Regions from separate parts of the Homo sapiens genome. Here region 2 is linked to region 1. The links are chromatin loops, found by intact Hi-C in ENCODE. Cell type or tissue: mucosa of descending colon. All regions are shown on one strand. Each heading gives the region's core, and the rest is flanking DNA. Links, peaks and the distances in the headings are about the cores only. Region 1 holds the start of LINC00554 (long intergenic non-protein coding RNA 554). Region 2 overlaps CLYBL-AS3 (CLYBL antisense RNA 3).

Region 1 (9,624 bases), core at 2,345-4,844:
CACTCTAGCCTGGGCAAGAGAGTGAGACTCCAACTCAAAAAAGAAAAAAAAATACCTAAGACATCTCTTGAACACCTTAGAAATATCCGGATGGGGTTTTACTAAAGGCTGGGGTATCATTTTAAGAAGGGCAAGAGCATCGCTAATGCATACAGCAAAACAATCAGGCCTAATTTAACAGTTGGTCAAGGATTGAGAGAGGCTTCAAACCCTTACATTAAGAATGTTGTGGCCGGGCACGGTGGCTCATGCCTGTAATCCCAGCACTTTGGGAGGCCGAGGCAGGCAGAAGATGAGGTCAGGAGATCGAGACCATTCTGGCCAATATGGTGAAAACCCGTCTCTATTAAAAATACAAAAGTTAGCTGGGCATGGTGGCTTGTGCTTGTAATCCCAGCTACTTGGGAGGCTGAGGCAGGAGAATTCCTTGAATGAGGGAGTCACAGGTTTCAGTGAGTCGAGATTGTGCCACTGTACTCCAGCTTAGGGACGGAGTGAGACTCCATCTCAAAATAAATTAATTAAAAAATAAAAAATAAAAAATAAAAATTGCTGGGGGAATACCACTTAGGAAGTGAATTTGTAACCTGTTCCTTAAGTCCACAATCCAGTCAATTTTTGTTACTACACTGACGATAATTATACTATGAGCATGATGTTTTAAAATCAAGATAGTTCTGACTTTATAAAAGCATTTGGTTATTTTAATAATTGAAAACTCCTACATTTCCCTCTAGTTTAGACATTTTAAAACAGCTAGAAATAGAATGTCCAGAGAAATCTTTCTCAGAATGACAACCAATATGAAAAATATCATCCAATGAACTAAAGCAGGGGAGTACTGCTGAAGTTTAATCTAATTTCCACACAGTATACACCATTTTACTATAAAATAATACTTTGTACTTACCTTCCTCAGAAGAAAACATCCTCCTTCCTCTTCTTCTTATTTTTGAGACAGAGTTTCGCTCTTGTTGCCCAGGCTGGAGTGCAATGGTGCAATCTCGGCTCACTGCAACCTCCACCTTCCAGGTTCAAGTGATTTTCCTGACTCAGCCTCCGGAGTAGCTGGGATTACAGGCATGCACCACCAGGCCCAGCTAATTTCGTATTTTTAGTTAGGGACGGAGTTTCTCCATGTTGCTCAGGCTGGTCTCGAACTCCCAACCTTAGGCAATCCACTTGCCTCGGCCTCCCAAAGTCCTGGGATTACAGGCGTGAGCCATGTATGGCCAAACCTCCTTATTATTATTTTAGCTTTCTAGGGACGAGAATGAATACAAATGGTTTTGTGGCCCAGATCTCAAATTAAAGCCCAGACCTCAACCCTCTTACTGTCTTTTTTTGCCAGAAGCAGCACTAACCCTCATTCTAACAAGGAGGGAGGGATGTCATAGCAATGTCACAGCAGCAGACACTTTGAAGGAGAAAGACCAGAAAGGAAAAATGGAGAAAGGATAGGAGGCTGAAAGGAAAAGACAGAAAAACAACTCCAGGGCTGGGCACGGTGGCTCACGCCAGTAATCCCAGCATTTTGGGAGGCTGAGGCAGGTGGATCACCTGAGGTGAGGAGTTCTAGACCAGCCTGGCCAACATGGTGAAACCGTCTCTCTTCTAAAAATACAAAAGTTAGCCAGGTGTGGTGTCGGGTGCCTGTAGTTCCAACAACTCGGGAGGCTGAGGCAGGAGAATCATTTAAACCAGGGAGGCAGAGGTTGCGGTGAGCCGAGATTGAGCCACTATATACACTCCAGTCTGGGCGACAGAGTGAGACCTCCGTCTCAAAAAATAAAAATAAAAAATAAGAAAAGGAACTCCAAAATACTGAGTTGAGTATAGACGCTCTAGTATAGAAACTGCAGACCACTGGACCGTCTCTCACGAACTGGTCAAACTCCTCCTGGGCTTTCCTAGACAGGGGTGGGGACAGACTCACAGGGCTGAGCTGAGGACAGAGCCCCACCAGGCGCTGTCAGGGCGGTTTCCCGACCACACGTCCCTGTCCAAAAACAACCGCACAGCAAATGTGGCTATGCCAAGTCCTTCAGGTATCAGTTAAATCTCCTCCTCTTCTGTATGAATTTGTATTATTTATAAGACACTTGACACACGTTTAAACACTTACATTACTCCTGCGACTCAGGAAATAGAGCTTGTTCAGCTGAGGGAAAAAAAGCATGTAATGAGGGAGTTAACAAGGACTGATATTTTTTTACAACATTCTTTAAAAACTGAAAAACCTCTTTAAACACCAGGAACAGCTTAAATAATTCACTGTAGGCCTAAGGGGCCCCTGTGGACGTTTCCCCCGCGGGTCCCTTTCTGGCCTCGGCCTCCCCGACTGTCATCCGCCAAGGTGGGCCCGGAGGGCGACGGGCTCCAGGCCTCGGTCTCAGCGGTCCTCCGGCTTCCGGGACCCACAGGGGCCCTGGGCTGGGTGGGGGCCAGCCGGACCTGGGGAGGCCGGACCCCGGAAGTGGGTAGAGGCGGGCCGTGCCTTTTGACCCCTGGGTGCGCGGAAAGTCGGTAGCAGGCGGAAGTGCGGCCCTCGAGGCGGTCGCGGCCTGTCGGGGCTTGGAGCGAATGGCTCCAAGGCCGCAGGCTGGGCCTGGGCCGCAGCCGTGGGAAGCCGACGATGCCTGAGGCGCTCTGTCCTCGGCCCACCCTAGGAACTTGTATGACCGCAGGAAAGGATCAGGAGAGGCCGCTGCCCGTCTCCCACCGGCTCTAGGCTCCCTCGGCCGACCGATGTGGGGAAGGGGAAGGGGCCCGCGCCGAGGCTCTAGGGGAGGCTCCTAGGCCGGGTTCTCTGACTTAAGGCCCTCTTGGCTGTGGTTTTGCGGGAGTGAGTTGAGGGAGCTGCATTCACTCAAGTCCCTCACATGCCCGAGGGCCCGGGAATCGTGAAGCCGGGCCTGCGGACCCGGTGGGAGGAAGGAGTGCGAAGCGCGGCCGCCGTGCTCGGCCGGCGCCGGGCTAGGTCGGGCGGTGGGGACCGCGCCGGCATAGGACAACGCGGTGGAGGGAAGCACCTGCCCCCGCCCACCTTGACTCAGGGCCGCCGCGCCCCTCCTGGGCCATCCGCGCGGGGGTCTCAGGATGGCGAAACCCGGGACCTCGCGGCCCTCTAGTGCTCCCCTGCCAGGGTGCGACCTAGGTACCCTTTATCGAGCCCCACTCCCCAAGGCAGAGAGAGTTCGACGTTCCCAAGGAGGGAGTCTCCATGGAGGAATTCGTCCTGCTTCACTTCCAGAGTTGAAAGCCCGTCGGTTCTGCAAAGAGGAGCAGTCGGGCGCGGGCTAGCAAGCAGCTGATGAAAATAATTGTCCTCGCACACACAGCCCTGCGCCCAGGGGCGCGCGCGCGCACACACACACACACACACACACACACACACACACACACAACTTGCCTCCTCTAGCCGCCCAACCTTAATATTCCGGGCATGCAGTTTTCAACAACTTGCCTGACACAATAACAAAGACATTTAAATGCCAGGACGCAGACTTCACTTTTTAACCTGCTGAGAGGAGCTACTTTCAAAGCTTCCCCACCGCGAATAAACTGACAAAAAATATGGGGTGCACTTATAAATTAAACACCTTACCCTCAAAGCAATATACGTTAATCAGGTTTCTAAGGCAATAGCCATCTCTGTCTTTTCCTATTCACCCAAATAATGCCCCCAGAAGGAACCCCTTTACACAAGAGAGAACTGGAAAAAAAATGAATTATACCCATTGCTAGTAAAAAATCATCTTAAATCAATAGAGCACCACTTGAACTTGAGTTTCTATTGTTTCACTGAATCATCAATGTTTTTAATTAAACAGAGCTACCCTTTCTGTTAAAACATTACATAAAAGGGTTAGGTTTCTACTTTTGTTGAGGCAGCTGGCGTTTGTTGGCTGTTGTGTTTGAGCAACAGACTGTTCAATGGAAGCGAGAAATAGCTCAACGCGCTCTTAATAGACCTGTTTCAACAATGTATCTTGAAAAGGAATACATTGTGTTATTGTGTTAGTTTGCTACAAACCTATTAAAAGAAAAATAGCATCCATCAGGTCTAACAAGACGCATTTGTATTATACGTACTTATCTGCTTCAAATACACTTCTTGGCACAATGTCTAGAATTCAACTAGATCATCAGGAGCTGGGCAGAAGAACGCATACCAGTTAGGTAATGATACACGGGCTAAAAATAATAATAAAGGAAGGACTAAGCAGACGGTAATTGCTACTTTTTTGTGTATCATGAGAAATAACAGGCAACCCTACTTCAATTAAAAATATATTGCAAAAGTGTGGACTCCTACGACAAAAACAATTTAAAAAATATTTGTAGCATGGGAATATTGATCCATATCCCATATTTGGAACGAATCTGATACACTTTCGATAGGAATTTGTTTCAGAGAAGGATTCAGGGCAGAAGCGATGCATTTTTAAAGCAGAATTAAAACAGCGCAAAGAGCCCGGCTCTTTAGGGAAATGCGCGAAACAAACAAATCGAAAGCAAGCGTTCCAGCCAAGTGGTTGGGGAGCACCGTTGTCTGGCACTAGGAAAGGAAGTGCTTCTTGAAAGTGTTCTCTTAAAAATGATTTTCCAGACTTATTTTATTGCATTTTAATCACAAAGTGAAACTTAAAGCAAAGAAACAGGACATTCCCGCTACCGAACAGAACCTATCGTCTATTGCAGGAATGACTGCTACTTGGACCACAGACCTTTAGAAAAAACAGAGAGGCAAATGATTAGGCTAATTTAACGCGGAGATCTGCTTAGCAGAAAAGACACCCAAAGTAGCATCTGTCAGAGGAAAACATCTTTTGCTTCCACACAAGGCACTCGATTTGGTTTCCAACCTTGAGTCCTCAACATTCAACTTTCAAGTGCAACAATGTTGGAGGCACAAGAGAATAGTAGATTACCTACAAGTGAACACAATTGTACGGAAAAGAGACTTACATAAGTTACAATGGCACCCTATGTGAGATATCTACTTTAACAAATATGTAGAGCAATATTTTGCCCAATAAAGTCAATCATTTGTTACATTTTTGAATAAGTAAATTATCACATGAAGATTTAGAAAAATGTTACCCTGAAACATTAAACGATAGTTTTGCCATATTACAAAATAGCTATTTTAAACTTTTGTATAAGGCATTTGAAGCCAAATGGCTGATATGACTGTTCTCTTCAGCTGGAACATTTTTTTTCTTCTCAAGAAGGGTGTGTGTGAATGATGTGTGTGCATACTGGAGGTAGTTGAGAAGAATTTGATTAATACATAAGACTTTTCACTAATGTCTCCCCTCTAATCCAAATTTACTTTTTAAATTAATTCACTTGGATTTAAAAACAGAAATGAGATAATAAACCACAAATTACACATTATAAAAATTAGTTTCTCCAATGTATATGATTTTTGGAAGAGTGCATTTTCAAGGTGAGAATTTTTGATGTGTCTGATAATCTGCCAGATATGAGAGGAATGTCACAATAAAATTGGTTTTGCCATGATATGAAATGTTGTTGCTGAAGCTTTATAAAGTCTTTGATTTACATTTAGAACTTTTAGAAATATTTGTGTGTCTGAAGTTGAACTACCTAGAGGGAAATATTCAATCCATTTTAATTTCAAGAGATTGTTCAAATAAACAAAGAATCACCAATGATATCATTTGAAAACCCAGCAAAGGAAGAAGTGTATTTTAGAGGAAGACTGTAATCTGATTCTTTGTTTTGTTCTTGGTCTTTAAAATCCTTGATTCTCCACTTTCGCAAAGAATTTTCAATAGTATATGAAAGCCAAATATTTTTATTGATCTAAAGTTTAAAAAAGTCCACATAGTATGTACTATAATTTGTCTCCCTTTAAACAATAGGAAGAGTATTATTAGATTACTAGATTACTTTCTATATCCCTCCCAAATTGTTCCTAGAAAGAAACTTCTGATCTGTTAATTTATCATCACTAATATCTAAAAATGTTTTAACCAATCAAACCATAAAAATATTTTTACTGCCATTGATCTTAAGCAGCATCTAATTTGAAAGATTTTACAGAGTACATTTTCAAAGCATCAAGCATCTTTACAGTTTCTTGGTCTGCCTTCAGTAGGTAAATGAGTATCATTTCAGATTTCCTTTCAGCTTCTTTTGCCTTTTAATTCACAAGTATAGAAAATAAGAGAGGTTAATGTTTTTAAACATTTCTGCTACACGCGATTATTTCAGTGCCATTCTCTGGTGTTGTGTCTGAAAAACGGGTGGCCAAGCCCGCTGCCCGCAGCGCCAGACATTCAGCCGGATCCACCCCTGGGCACAGTCATCAGGGGAAAGAGATTCAGCTTCCAAACTTGATTAAAAACAACCCAACAATTTCTGCCCCGTTAAAGAACTGTGTGATTGGAGAAGCTGAGTAAATTGCCTCAGAGAGGAGGTGGCTGAGGTCTATGTCTCTTTCAAGTGGGAGCATCGAGAAGCTGAAATATGCAGTTAGAGAGTGTGCTGCAGAAGGGCAGCTTGTCCACCAAAATCTGCAGTTAAAGTCCACTTTACAGGATTTAGGTGCTGAGATGGAGTGATTCTCCCTTATAATTTTTTCATCTTAATTTGAAAGGAAAAAGAAAACACACACACATGCCAAAGACCCACAGAGATGCTTAGGAATTGTTAACTTATTTCTGAGTTACTGAGACCTTTTGTTTTCTATTTAGAAAATATTTCAAAATATACTTCTCCCCTGAAAGTTACAATCTGAAAGATATAATTACAAGAAAAACACTAGGAGGGGAAAAATGAAGTAGGAATGAGGAGTGTGTAGGTTGGTGAATAAAATACATAACTGTCAGCATCTTTTTAATGATACATTGTTGTTGTTGTTTGGTTTGTGATATTTTTTATAGTAAAAACTAGACATCCAAACAGGAATCCAAATATGAATGGAAGTGGGAAGTTTTCTGGTGTGTTTCAACACTAAAATGAACACTATGTCTCTATGTGTCTGTGTGTTCTCCTTCAATTCATTTTTTTTACCCCAGAAAGTGGTGCAATTTGTTAATTTTTTTGTGGGCACAGGAGGAGGAAAATATGATACATTTGGGGATTTTTCAGTAGAGCTGTGTTTAGTTTTAATTTTCCTGTATTTTAAAATAAACACTTTGACCAAAGCATGTTTGATCTTTGCAAGAAGGAAGTATACATTGTGAAGGAATGTGCAGCGGTTGGGTATGAAAATGGGGTTGTGACTCACAGCTGCAGGCAGAAAAAAAAAAGGCGTCGTGGTGTCAGCCAGAGGTGTTCAGTCTAATAATTCAAGCTGTAAACTGCATCCCCTAAAATTACCTACATAATAAATCATTGTGCAAAGAAAAAAAAGTTTGGACTGAAAAGTGTAAGTGAAACAGAATCCTCAGGAGATTTCAATGCTGGGACCTATTGACAATGAAGTGAAATACAGGCTTATTTTGTTCAAAACTTTAAGGATCAGAATAATGGAAATTTCTCTAGCACAACTGATTTTTTTTTTCTGGCTTGGGTTTCAACGCATTTCTACCTAGTCTGTCACAAAAATGGGCTTATATATTTCTCTCCTGATCACACAGCCAAAACTGCTTTATAGAATTTACAGTCGACTTAATGCAGTTTCAAGAAAAAGCTCACTCAAGAATGGCTTTATTTTTATAAAAGTGATTATACGTAAGTTATCAAATGCATATCAAGAATGGAGGCAGAAATCTTTCTGACAATTCTTTTAGATTCCTGTCTCATATTACAATGTTGCTTGTAGGTACCAAAGAAACCACAAAATTTGTGTAACGTGGTAAATTAGCTTGCCTAAGAATTCACTGCTAGGTTGAAATACTTAGACACTGCGGTTGGCAAAGCCAGTGCCAAGTCCTGGAGACTTGAGAAACGTGAACATTTGGGGAAAAAATGCACCGTTTGGAGTAGAAAGGAGCTCCGTGGCGGGAGAAAAGATGAAATTGTCAAGAGGAAGTTTAAAGGCCAAGGACACACGAAGTCTTTGAAACAATAAGGGTGAAGAAGTCAAGAAGCAGACTCGCCAAAGCCATATTGAAACAATTTATTTTATAGGATCCCTATATTTCCATAATTAGTAAACAGAGTCACACTGGAAACACGGGCTGTGGGCTCTCGAGCTCACACGGGCCTCTCGAAGAGGAGAAAGTCAAGTTGTCACGGGTCTCTTTCGCCTGGGTATTTCACAGGAAAATACAAGGAGGCGGGAGGCCCGAGAAAGCTGACTCCAGCGAAGTTTGCAATAAGGATTAACTGGAGAAAGGAAGTCCACAGCAATTAAAACCCCTACCCTGGCTCATTAGTATTCATGACTGAATGTCCAGCTTTTCTGTTTATCTTTCTCCCAGGATCAATATCGGAGCAGCGTGGGCCTGGGAGGAGCCCAAGTTGGGCCCGGCATGCGCCTGACCTTTCGCGCCCTCCCTCCAGGTCAGCGCATCTTCAGAACCGCCGGCCAACGCCACACAAACGCTCATTAAATCCACCATTCACAGGCGGGCCGGCGGAGGCTGGGGGACGAGCCCGGGGGTGAGGACGGGGCCAGGGGCACGCAGACCCAGGCGACTCCAAAGAGTTTCGGGAAACCACACTCGGCCACCTAACCACTGTGGGCCCAGTGGGCCAAGAGAGAGAAAAGAACAAGAACCAGCTCTGGATGCAGCGAGAGGCTCCAGCGCAGCTCCTGGCAGGCCCTCGCTGGCTCGGCCTTGTTCCAGACCCTAAGTTTAGGGGGGCTTTGCCTGGTGGTAGGGGGGAGACTGGCAACATAAGAGCCGGGGTGAAAAGGGAACCACACCCACACCTCCAGTTCTGCCAGTCAGGAGCCTCTGTAGGCCTCCGCCGGCCTCCGCGGAGCAGCCCAGTCGCTGAGCGTTAACTGCGATGATTATCTCTGACATTATTATTATTTCTACCCCCCACCTTCTCCAGCAGCTCTGAGCTCCCTTCTGCTCCCCAGGGCCACCGGCTTGGCCTTTAGGACAGAGATAAACCTAGCCCGGGAGGTTGGGAAAGGCAGAGGTTGAGGCCAGGTTCAGGGGACGCGGGGGCCAGGCAGCTCTTCCCTTACTCCAGATTTCCTTGGAGGTGAGGGGGCGCTCCCCTCCCTACACCCGAGGGCTGGAGGGCGCGCGGGCAGGCAAGGCAGCCTGGCCTCTCTCAGCCCCTGGAAGTGGGCTTGGGAGACCCAACTGCAGGGAGCCTTAGTCCCACGCCAGTGGCGCGAGTGCCGGCCTGGGGAGTGCCGCCCTGGGTGGGGGAGGACCCTCCGAGGCCGAATTAGGTTGAGAGCGCAGGGCAGGCCCGGTCCCCTCCAAGAGGCGCTAGAAAGGGCTGGGGGAGGTAGGAATGGGAGGAGGGGTGCGGGGAGCATCTCCTGCTGCCCACGCTAACCCACATTTCTGCGGCCTCAGGTCCTTCCCACTCACGCGAGCCTGTGGCTGGGAGGTGCGGAAGCTGAAGGAGGTGAGGGTGTGTGAGCATATGGTGTGAGTGTGTTGTGTGTATGTGTGTCTGTGTGTGTGCGTGTCTGTGTGTGTGCGCGCGCGCAAAGGCAAGGGACCTCCCCAC
Region 2 (9,624 bases), core at 3,684-6,183, 74 kb after region 1:
ACTGTGCTCTTCAGCACAGCACTTGGACTTATTCCTCCTGTCCTTTGTTTTGATTCCACACTGTTTTAGGAGCTAGGTTTGCTATCGCAATGTGAATTCTGTGTTACCTGTCTGCACAATGGACAAACGAAAAGTTCATTTCCTTCTATTTAAAATGTACTATTAGGCTGGGCACGGTGGCTCACACCTGTAATCCCAGCACTTTGGGAGGCTGAGGTGGGCGGATCACTTGAGGTCAGGAGTTCGAGACCAGCATGGCAGGACATGGCAAAACCCCGTCTCAGCTAAAAATACAAAAATAAGCTGGGAGTGGTGGCACGTGCCTGTAGTCCCACCTACTTCAGAGGCTGAGGCAGGAGAATCTGGGAGGTGGAGGTTGCAGTGAGCTGAGATGGCGCCACTGTACTCCAGCTTGGGCGACAGAGCAAGATCCTGTCTCAAAAATAAATAAATAAATAAATAAAATGTACTTCTATTGGGCTGGGTGTGGTGGCTCACACCTGTAATCCTAGCACTTTGGGAGGCTGAGGCGGGAGGATTGCTTGAGCCTAGGAGTTCAAAACCAGCCTGGGCAACATAGTGAAACTCCATCTCTACCAAAAATACAAAAAATTAGCTGGGCATGGTGACATACACCTGTGGTACCAGCTACTTGGGAGGCTGGGGTAGCTGGGGTGGGAGGATCACTTGAGCCAAGGAGGCTGAGGCTGCAGTGAGCCATGATCATGCCACTGCACTCCAGCCTGGGTGACAGAGTGAGACCCCATTTTATTTTATTTTATCAAAAAAATAAAATAAACTGTACTATTATTGGCCAGACATGGTGGTTTATGCCTGTAATCTCAGCGCTTTGGGAGGATGAGGTGGGAGGATTGCTTGAGCTCAAGAGTTGGAGGCTGCAGTGAACTACCATCATGCCACTGCACTCCACTCTGGGTGACAGAGTGAGACTCCATCTCTACAAAAAAAATACTATTATGATTAATACCTATCATTAATTGTTTATGCCAGGCTTTATACATACATGTGCTATATACAATCGTCCATTCATTCCTGAAACAGCCTCATCAGTTAGGAGTCTTGTTTTTGCCCCCATTTTGCAGAAATGGAAACAGAGGCTTAGTTACGTAGCTTGGCCATAGCATAAGTGGCGGAGCTGGGCTCTGGACACAGTTCTGTCTGAATCCAAAGCCTATGCTCCTGACTGCAAATGAGACTGCCTCTCCCTTCAAGTCTTTGGTTTGAATGATTTATTTTTTTCACATCCAGTATGGTCTCAAAACAATCATCTCCTTACACCTCTTCCTGCCGCTCCCTGAACACCTGCCTGGCTCCTCTTCTGCTTAGAATTAATGATGGTGGCTGGCTGGGATGATATGCGGGTGGCCTCCCATGGTGAGCTCGTGGGGGCTCCCCACTTCAAACCAAATGGTGAGATAAGCCCATTGGGGTATCATTTCCTCACCGGTCCAAAAGGAATTCAGTTGTTTCTGCTTGTCAAATGCTCTGTGCTTCCTCGTCCAGCCCGCGTGAGTCACTGGGCTGTGTCAGTACGAGAATGGATGTCTTGTGTCCAACAGCCGCCAAGCTGCAAACACATGCCCAGCACAAGGCAGAGACGCGGGCTGTGCGGGGACCCAGCGGAAAACAGACCCCCACAGTGATGCCCAGGCCCAGAGACCACAGAGAAGACGCCAGGGAAGAAACCATTTTTCATATCCAGAAGCCTTCTGCCCCAATTCAGCCCCCATCCTGGAAACGCGGCAGAACACATTTTGTGTGCAGTGAGCTGACAAGCCCTATAAAACATTTCCACTCTTCCCCACTCGGAACACAGCCCATCTGTCCAACAGTGTCTGAAATAACACCGGATGGCCGGCAAAAGGGTATCCATTGTCACAGGCGTATTGGTACCGCAGGTAGTCCACACGGGCCCCCGTAATTCAAGCCGAAACAGCCTCTTCACCGACAGGGAGGCGGGGAGTGAAAGTGGCGGTTGTGATTCCAACAACGGGGAGGGTTGTTTTTCTAAGAATTTCTGCCAGTGGCCATTGAGTACTTTTTGTGCACCTACAGGAGACCTTGAAATTTAGGCAGCTATCAAATTCCAAATTAAACACCTGCGTGCTGCCTGCTCGCCGGTGAGGCAGCTGGGTCACACCGATCTGTGTTTGGGAAAGACCGGAGTTGGATTGTACTTGCTGCTTTCCTCTAACTAGCTTTCCTAACAAGCTTTCCTAAGATCACAAATTAGATGCTGGGGTTTCAGGCTAACAGGCCGATGAAGCTGTTGTTGAAAACTCAGAAATAATCAGCTTTGAGCCTGTAGCCTTGGAATTTCCTAGAGTGGGCTATTATGATCTGGTCATGTGGGGACTTGTTATTTCTATACAGATTGGGACTTCTAGTTTGCATCTCGTCTTCTGCAATCTCTTTTTCAGGAGTGAGCACTAGCCAGAGTATAGCAAACATTTTCTCTTTTCTCCTAAATATGCATGTTAGCATCAGTGGGGGCAAGCATTAAGATGATCCCGTCAGGATTTAAGTTTATGAATGATTTCTCATGGTGTGGGACCCTAGCTGAACATGGGCCATGAAAGAGAATGCTCGTTTCATATCCTGAATTGGCCCCTTCCTGGCTTTGGGACCTTGGGCAAATTACTGAGTCTCCAAGCCTCGGGTTTTTCATCTGTAAAATGGGATGATGGTAACAATAAGAACTAGTTTGTTGGATTGTTGTGAGAATTAAATGAGGTTCAGTACTGTGCCTAACCCATAATAAGCACTGAACACATGTCTAGGGCATTATCGGAGGATGAAGATGGAAATTGTGTTTGAGTGTCTCATAAGGTCTACTCCTGGGCTTTAGGGGCTGGAGTTGGAGCACGAGCACAGGCCACAGAGGCAGAAGCCCAGGCCACTGCGAGGTCTGTGGGGAAGGCTGAGGTTTCAACCCTCCAGAGATGGGCAACAGCCCCAGCTGGGATGGCCAGAATCATGGGGCAGAGAGGCCCACTCCATGCTAGAGGCAGGCAGGGCACCTGGAGGGCTGTGGGTGGGGTGTCAGGCCCCAGATGATTGCTCTGGGAGGGCACATGGACAGTCAAATTGGGTTTAGGGCTGCAAAGAAGGGGTATTGATGTTTAAAAATTTTTTTTACAGTGATAAAATATTTGCAACAGGCCAGGCATGGTGGTTTACACCTGTAACCCTAGCATTTTGAGAGACTGAGGTGGGAGGATCGCTTGAGTCCAGGAGTTCGAGATCAGCCTGGGCAACATAGTGAGACCTTATCTCTAAAATAAATAAAAAAAATTAGCCAAGCATGGTGGTGCATGCCTGTGGTCTCAGCTACTTGGGAGGCCGAGGTGGGAGGATCACCTGAGCCCAGGAGGTCAAGGCTGCAGTGAGCCACTCAAAAAAAAAAAAAAAAAAAAAGAAAAAAAAAAAGCATAACATAAAAATCACCAGTTTAGAACAGGTGTGGTGGCTCATACCTGTAATCCCAGCACTTTGGGAGGCCGAAGCAGGTGACTTGCTTGACTCCAGGAGTTTGAGACCAGCCTGAGCAACATAGTGAAATGCCATCTCTATAAAAAAATAGAAAAATTAGCCAGGCATGATAGTGTGTACCTGTAGTCCTAGCTACTTTGGAGGCTGAGGCAGGAGGATCACCTGAGCCTGGAAGTTGAGGCTGCAGTGAGCTGAGATCATACCACTGCAGTTCAGCCTGGGCGACAAAGTGAGACTGTTTCAAAACAAACCAACCAACCCCAAACAAAACCCAGTTTAACCATTTTTAAGAGTACAGTTCATTGCCATTGCGTACATTCACACTGTTGAGCAACCATCCTCACTATCTGTTTCCAGAAGTTTTTTATGATCCCAAACTGAAGCTCTGTTCCCTTTAAACAACAACTGCCATTCATTCTTCCTCCAGCTCCTGGCAGCCACGATCTTACTTTCTGTCTCTATGAATCTGCCTACTATAGTTACCTCATATAACTCGAATCATACAGTCTCTGTCCTTTTGTGCCTGGCTTGCTTCCCATAGCATCATGTCTTCAATCAAGGCTCATCTGTGTTGTAGTGTGCATCAGAACTTCCTTCCTTTTTAAGGCTGTATAATATTCCATTGTATGTGTATACCACATTTTGTTTCTCCATCCATCAATAGACACCTGGGTTGCTTCTACCTTTTGGCTACTGTGAATAATGTTGCTATGAACGTGGGTGTACAGATATCTGTTTGAGTCCCTGCTTTCGGTTATTTTGAGTATATTCTCAGAGGTAGAATTGCTAGATTATATGGTAATTCTATGTTTAATTTTTTGAGGAGCTGCCATACTATTCTCCAAAGCAGCTGCAGCTTTTTTTTTTTTTTTTTTTTTTTGAGACACGGGTCTTGTTATGTTGCCTGGGCTGGTCTTGAACTCCTGGCTTCAAGTGATCCTCCCACCCTGGCCTCCTAAAGTGCTGGGAATACAGGCATGAGCCACTGTGTGCCTAGCTGCACCATTTTACATTCTGGCCAGTAGTGCACAAAGGTTCCAATTTCTCCACATCCTTGCCAACACTTATTTTTCATTTTTCTGAAAATAGCCACCCGAATGGGTGCGAAGTGGTAACTTATTGAGGGAGGCTGGCTGTAAGGGCATCATTAAAGAGTCCATCTCTAAACAAAAGACACCAGTCTGAATAATTGTCCCTCTGTTAAGGAACTCATACTTCGAGTGTGTAGGACCAAGTGGTCGCTCGCTAGATTCTTCACTCTGTTGGGTGGGCCCTATTTGAAGACAGGTGGTAACCTTGGCAATGGGATTGCATGGGCACCAAAATGTCCATCTGGCCCCAAAGGTGGTCGTTCCCAGGTTGGCATGTTGCCTGACATCCTCAGCAGGAAGATTACCTGTTAACACGGAAACAAGTTACCTGGGAGGAGAGACACGACACATGAGTGTGAGCACAGTGGCTGCTGCCGCCTGGCACGGAGCCTGGGACGGCGGTACAGGGCGTGCATATTTGGGAAAGGCGGGGAGATCGGAAGCTGCAGACCTTGCTCTGGCAGCAGAGACCAGGCAGGCCGGGGCAGAAGGGAAGGCCCCAGACGGCCTGGGTATGGGTTGTTCAGGACCAACACCTGTGTGCCTGAAGCACCAGCTGCAACAGGGGGAAACATCCCCCACTCCCTCTCCGATCCCCATGTGGCTTCCCCATACCTTTGCACGACTTCCACTCACTCCAGTGACATCTTCAGCATTGCCTCCTCCCATCTGCCCACTTTCCACCCTCTCCCAGCACGCCCACGCTCTTCTTCACTCCTGGCTTCCTCCCTGATGTTGGGTATCAATGGCCTGTATTTCCCACCATACACGTCTTTGTTAGAAAATCCAAAGGCTTGATTCATCCTTGTTGGAAATGGCAAGTAGCTCGAGGCTAAATGTGCTAAATGGGATTTAGAGAGCAAAACAAGGATTCTGGAGAACCCAAGCTTCTGTTCATTCAACATTCTCTACAAGGACGACCAGGAGTGGCAGTGGATGGGGAGTGACAGAGACGCTCACTGCCACTCTCAAGGTGTTTGCTCTATAGCCAGGGATTCAAATATAGAAGCCAATGAGTGCGGACAGTTCACGGGTTCTGTAAGCGAAGGCTGCACGGGGTCCAGTGGGAGCACAAAGCAGTGGCTGGGGAGGGTGGTCAGGGAAGGCTTCAAAGAGGAGGTGACACGCAGCTTACTCAACCAAGGAACAACATGACATCACTGGGGTTCGGGTCCTGCCAGAGTCTAGGAACCCACCATACCATTCAATACACAATTATTTCTCAACTTCGTTTTCCTGCGCTGCATTTATGTTTGAAGAGGAAAATCTGTTGGCTAATGAAGAGCCATCAGCAGGGGTTCCTGCAGACCTCCGTTCTGCCGAGTCTCCCGCCATATCTGTCATTTTCCATGTGTCCCTGTGGCTTTTTCCTCATGGGATTGTTGGGGGATTTATTTGCAAATTGATGGTTATGAAGCTTGGAAAATCCAGTGTTGGAAAATGTTTTAGGTTAGTGTCAAGTAGGAAACACTTCTTATTTACTTAGAGATGGCCAAACAGGCCAGGTGCAGTGGCTCATGCCTGTAATCCCAACACTTTGGGAGGCCGAGGTGGGTGGATCACCTGAGCTCAGGAGTTCAAGACCAGCCTGGCCAACATGGTGAAACTCTGTCTCTACTGAAAATACAAAATTAGCCAGGCGTGGTGGCGGGCACCTGTAATCACAGCTCCTCAGGAGGCTGAGTCAGGAGAATGGCTTGAACCCGAGAGGTGGAGGTTGCAGTGAGCCGAGATTGCACCACTGCACTCCAGCCTGGGCGACAAAGGGAAACTCCATCTCAAAAACAAGCAAACAAACAAACAACAACAACAACAAAACTCATGAGTAAAAAGTAAAACTTTTAAACTCAAGTAAACGAAAGATACCAAAGGAGAAGGAAACTTAACACTGTGGACAAACTTTTGCCATTAAAATTATAGGAAATGAAAACAAACATCACCAGCATCTCAATGCGAATGGTTTCCATTGACAAAATAAGGAATATTGTTAACTGTTAGTATTATTAATACATAATTTTTCAGGTCCTTGAAAAATTGGGGTCTGGATATCCAAATCAAGTGAAAACAGTATGATATTTATTATATATGACTCGAATAAGACATTGGTTTCGAGGTGTGGTTATAGAAGTGTTTATTTTCATCCTGCAAATCTCTACTGTATATATATATATGTGTATATATATATGTGTGTATATATATGTGTGTGTGTGTGTATATATATATATATATATATTTTTTTTTTTTTTTCCCCAAACGTTTTCCTCTCTCCCTTGAAAGTTGGTACATGCTTAAGGTTAGGAATAATAATAGTAAAATATGCTATTATAATGGCTGCAGACAGGAGCTCAGCCTTTCATCTTCTTTCAACTTGGCAAATATTTGAAAAACAAGATTGGGGGGAGGGGGGAGGGGGGAGGGATAGCATTTGGAGGTACACCTAATGTTAAATGACGAGTTACTGGGTGCAGCACACCAACATGGCACATGTATACATATGTAACTAACCTGCACGTTGTGCACATGTACCCTAAAACTTAAAGTATAATAATAAAAAAAAAGAAAAACAAGGTTAAAGCCGGGCGTGGTGGCTCACGCCTGTAATCCCAGCACTTTGGGAGGCCGAGGTGGGCGGATCATGAGGTCAAGGAGATCGAGGCCATCCTGGCTAACACGGTGAAACCCCATCTCTACTAAAAAAAAATACCAAAAAAAAAAAAAAATTAGCCGGGCACGGTGGCGGGCGCCTGTAGTCCCAGCTACTTGGGAGGCTGAGGCAGGAGAATGGCATGAACCCAGGAGGCGGAGCCTGCAGTGAGCCGAGATGGCACCACTGCACTCCAGCCCGGGCTACAGAGCGAGACTCCGTCTCAAAAAAAACGAAACAAAACAAAAAAAACAACAAAAAATGATTTTAAAAAATTTGCGACTTGTAAATCCACACATTATTTTGTTGTTCTGAAAAGAAAATTTAACATTTTATATTTTTAAAATTTGGGGGATCCTATCATATCGTTTTTTGTAACTCCAGATATTAGCTTAAAAATAGGTTTCAACATGAGTGATTTTCAGGTATTTATTCAAACATTTCCTCCTACTTCAAAAATACATAAAAACGTGATATGACTGCTTTCTTAAAGGATTTACCGAGATTATATCCTTTGAGTAAAGTGATCCTGAACTCAGTCTGGTTGTCAGTTTCATTAGGAAGGAAGTCGCTCATCTTGGTCTAAATATTCTCCAATGCCCCGTAACGCGGACATTGCTTTCAAGGAGCCATGCTTTCAAGGAGCGCCCAGATGGAAGACCTTTCTAACGACAGTTGGAAATATTCTAAGAAAAATTAATGCTATTTTAGAGTTACTAGTGGTAGGTTTTAAGATAAAACGTCTTTGTGGGCTTGTAATTTTTCCTGGGTAGCAAAGTGAAATTCGCAAACCTTGGGGCTCTCTTCTCATCCTTCTCAACCTCACATTTCTTATTTCACATGGCCTTCTGTCTAGTAACACTATACTTACACATTTAAGAACCATGCATTTAGGCTGGGCATGGTGGCTCACGCCTGTAATCCCAGCACTTTGGGAGGCTAAGGCAGGTGGATCACGAGGTCAGGAGTTCGAGACCAGCCTGGCCAACATGGTGAAATCCCATCTCTACTAAAAATACAAAAAATTAGCCAGGCGTGGTGGTGCACACCTGTAGTCCCATCTACTCAGGAGGCTGAAGCAGGAGAATCGCTTGAACCTGGTAGGCAGAGGTTGCAGTGAGCCGAGATCGCACCACTGTACTCCAGCCTGGGCGACAGACAGAGCGAGACTCTGTCTCAAAAAAAAAAAAAAAAAGAAAAAGAAACATGCGCTTATAGTTCCTCATGGCTGAGCAGCAACCTCGTTCTCTTGGAAGTGAGATATTTTTGAAAGGAAGTATTGACTAGAAAGTGAGGGGTCAGGGCTGTGTCTAGGATCAGGTTGTTCAGACAGGAAGGAAGGAAGAAAGTTTTGATGCTATTTAGAAACCTGACTTTGACATTTTGGGCTATCAGCTTGGTTTACTGGAAAAATGAAGAAAGACAGTTTTTTCTCACAAAATTGTGATGTGGGTTAGAAGAATACTGAAGAATTCAGTGATTGAGCCTTTGATATGGACAGTTGAAGTGCAGGAGACAGTTGCCAACATTTTGTTGAAGTCATTCATATACATATCTGAATCATAAATTAATTCTAAATGAGTGACATGCTTTTTAGCTTGCCAGAATTATGGAATTGCTGAGAGCAGAATGCTGTAACCTGAGCATCTGGTGATCAGACTAACCCTGGGTGGCCTGTTTGGTCACGGAACATGAGGACTCTGTGTGTTTGGAGGTTGGGCAGGGTCTGGAAGGTGACAGTATTTTGGGGGTGCTCTATTAGTCAGGAAGTCATGGGAATTTGCCTGCCCCGTTTGTCATATTTGGTTTTTGTTTGTTTGTTTTTGAGACGGAGTCTCGCTCTGTCGCCCAGGCTGGAGTGCAGTGGCACAATGTTGGCTCACTGCAACCTCCACCTCCCAGGTTCAAGTGATTCTCCTGACTCAGCCTCCCAAGTAGCTGGGATTTCAGGCACCACCACCATGCATGGCTAATTTTTGTATTTTTAGTAGAGACAGAGTTTTGCCATGTTGGCCAGGCTGGTCTTGAACTCCTGACCTCAGGTGATCTGCCCACCTCTGCCTCCCAAAGTGCTGAGATTACAGGCTTGAGCCACCATGTCCAGCTGGTTTGTCATATTTGTGTTTGAATTTGGCTCTACGTGGATTCTGCGTAAGATTTAAGTGTCTTAGTTGGAAAAAGCCTCTGCATAAATGTGCACTGAGGAATATTTGTAACAAAGCTGGGAGCCAAGTAGGGAACTGGCATAGAGATTCTTCTAGACACATAGGCAAAGGATAGCTACCACAGAAAACGGGCAGATATGTGGGATTAGAGTGAGAGGGGTAATTTAGGCGATGAAATGAGCTGGTCTCTTGTACCACTATATGGCAGGTG

The links. A loop is a pair of places that touch in the nucleus more often than their neighbours do. Peaks named below come from ENCODE experiments on the same cell type or tissue, not always from the same donor. Only the 100,000 strongest peaks of a DNase experiment are listed, where the experiment ranks them.
Region 2: it touches region 1 in a loop (12-fold over the local background); 1 of 110 quality-filtered maps calls a loop at or near these places.

Annotation. Positions count from the first base shown.
Region 1 is chr13:99,990,811-100,000,434 of GRCh38, reverse strand. LINC00554 (long intergenic non-protein coding RNA 554) reads left to right here and starts at 2,526. Exons shown (of 1, transcript NR_047483.1): 1 at 2,526-5,536. RefSeq lists enhancers at 1,970-2,915, 9,178-9,624. In mucosa of descending colon, for the core only: no CTCF peak of the experiment used is centred there; no DNase peak of the experiment used is centred there.
Region 2 is chr13:99,918,585-99,928,208 of GRCh38, reverse strand. All of the region lies in intron 1 of CLYBL-AS3 (CLYBL antisense RNA 3), which reads left to right. Among named protein-coding and RNA genes, the nearest start is that of CLYBL-AS3, 34 kb to the left of the region's middle. In mucosa of descending colon, for the core only: no CTCF peak of the experiment used is centred there; a DNase peak (open chromatin) is centred at 5,018.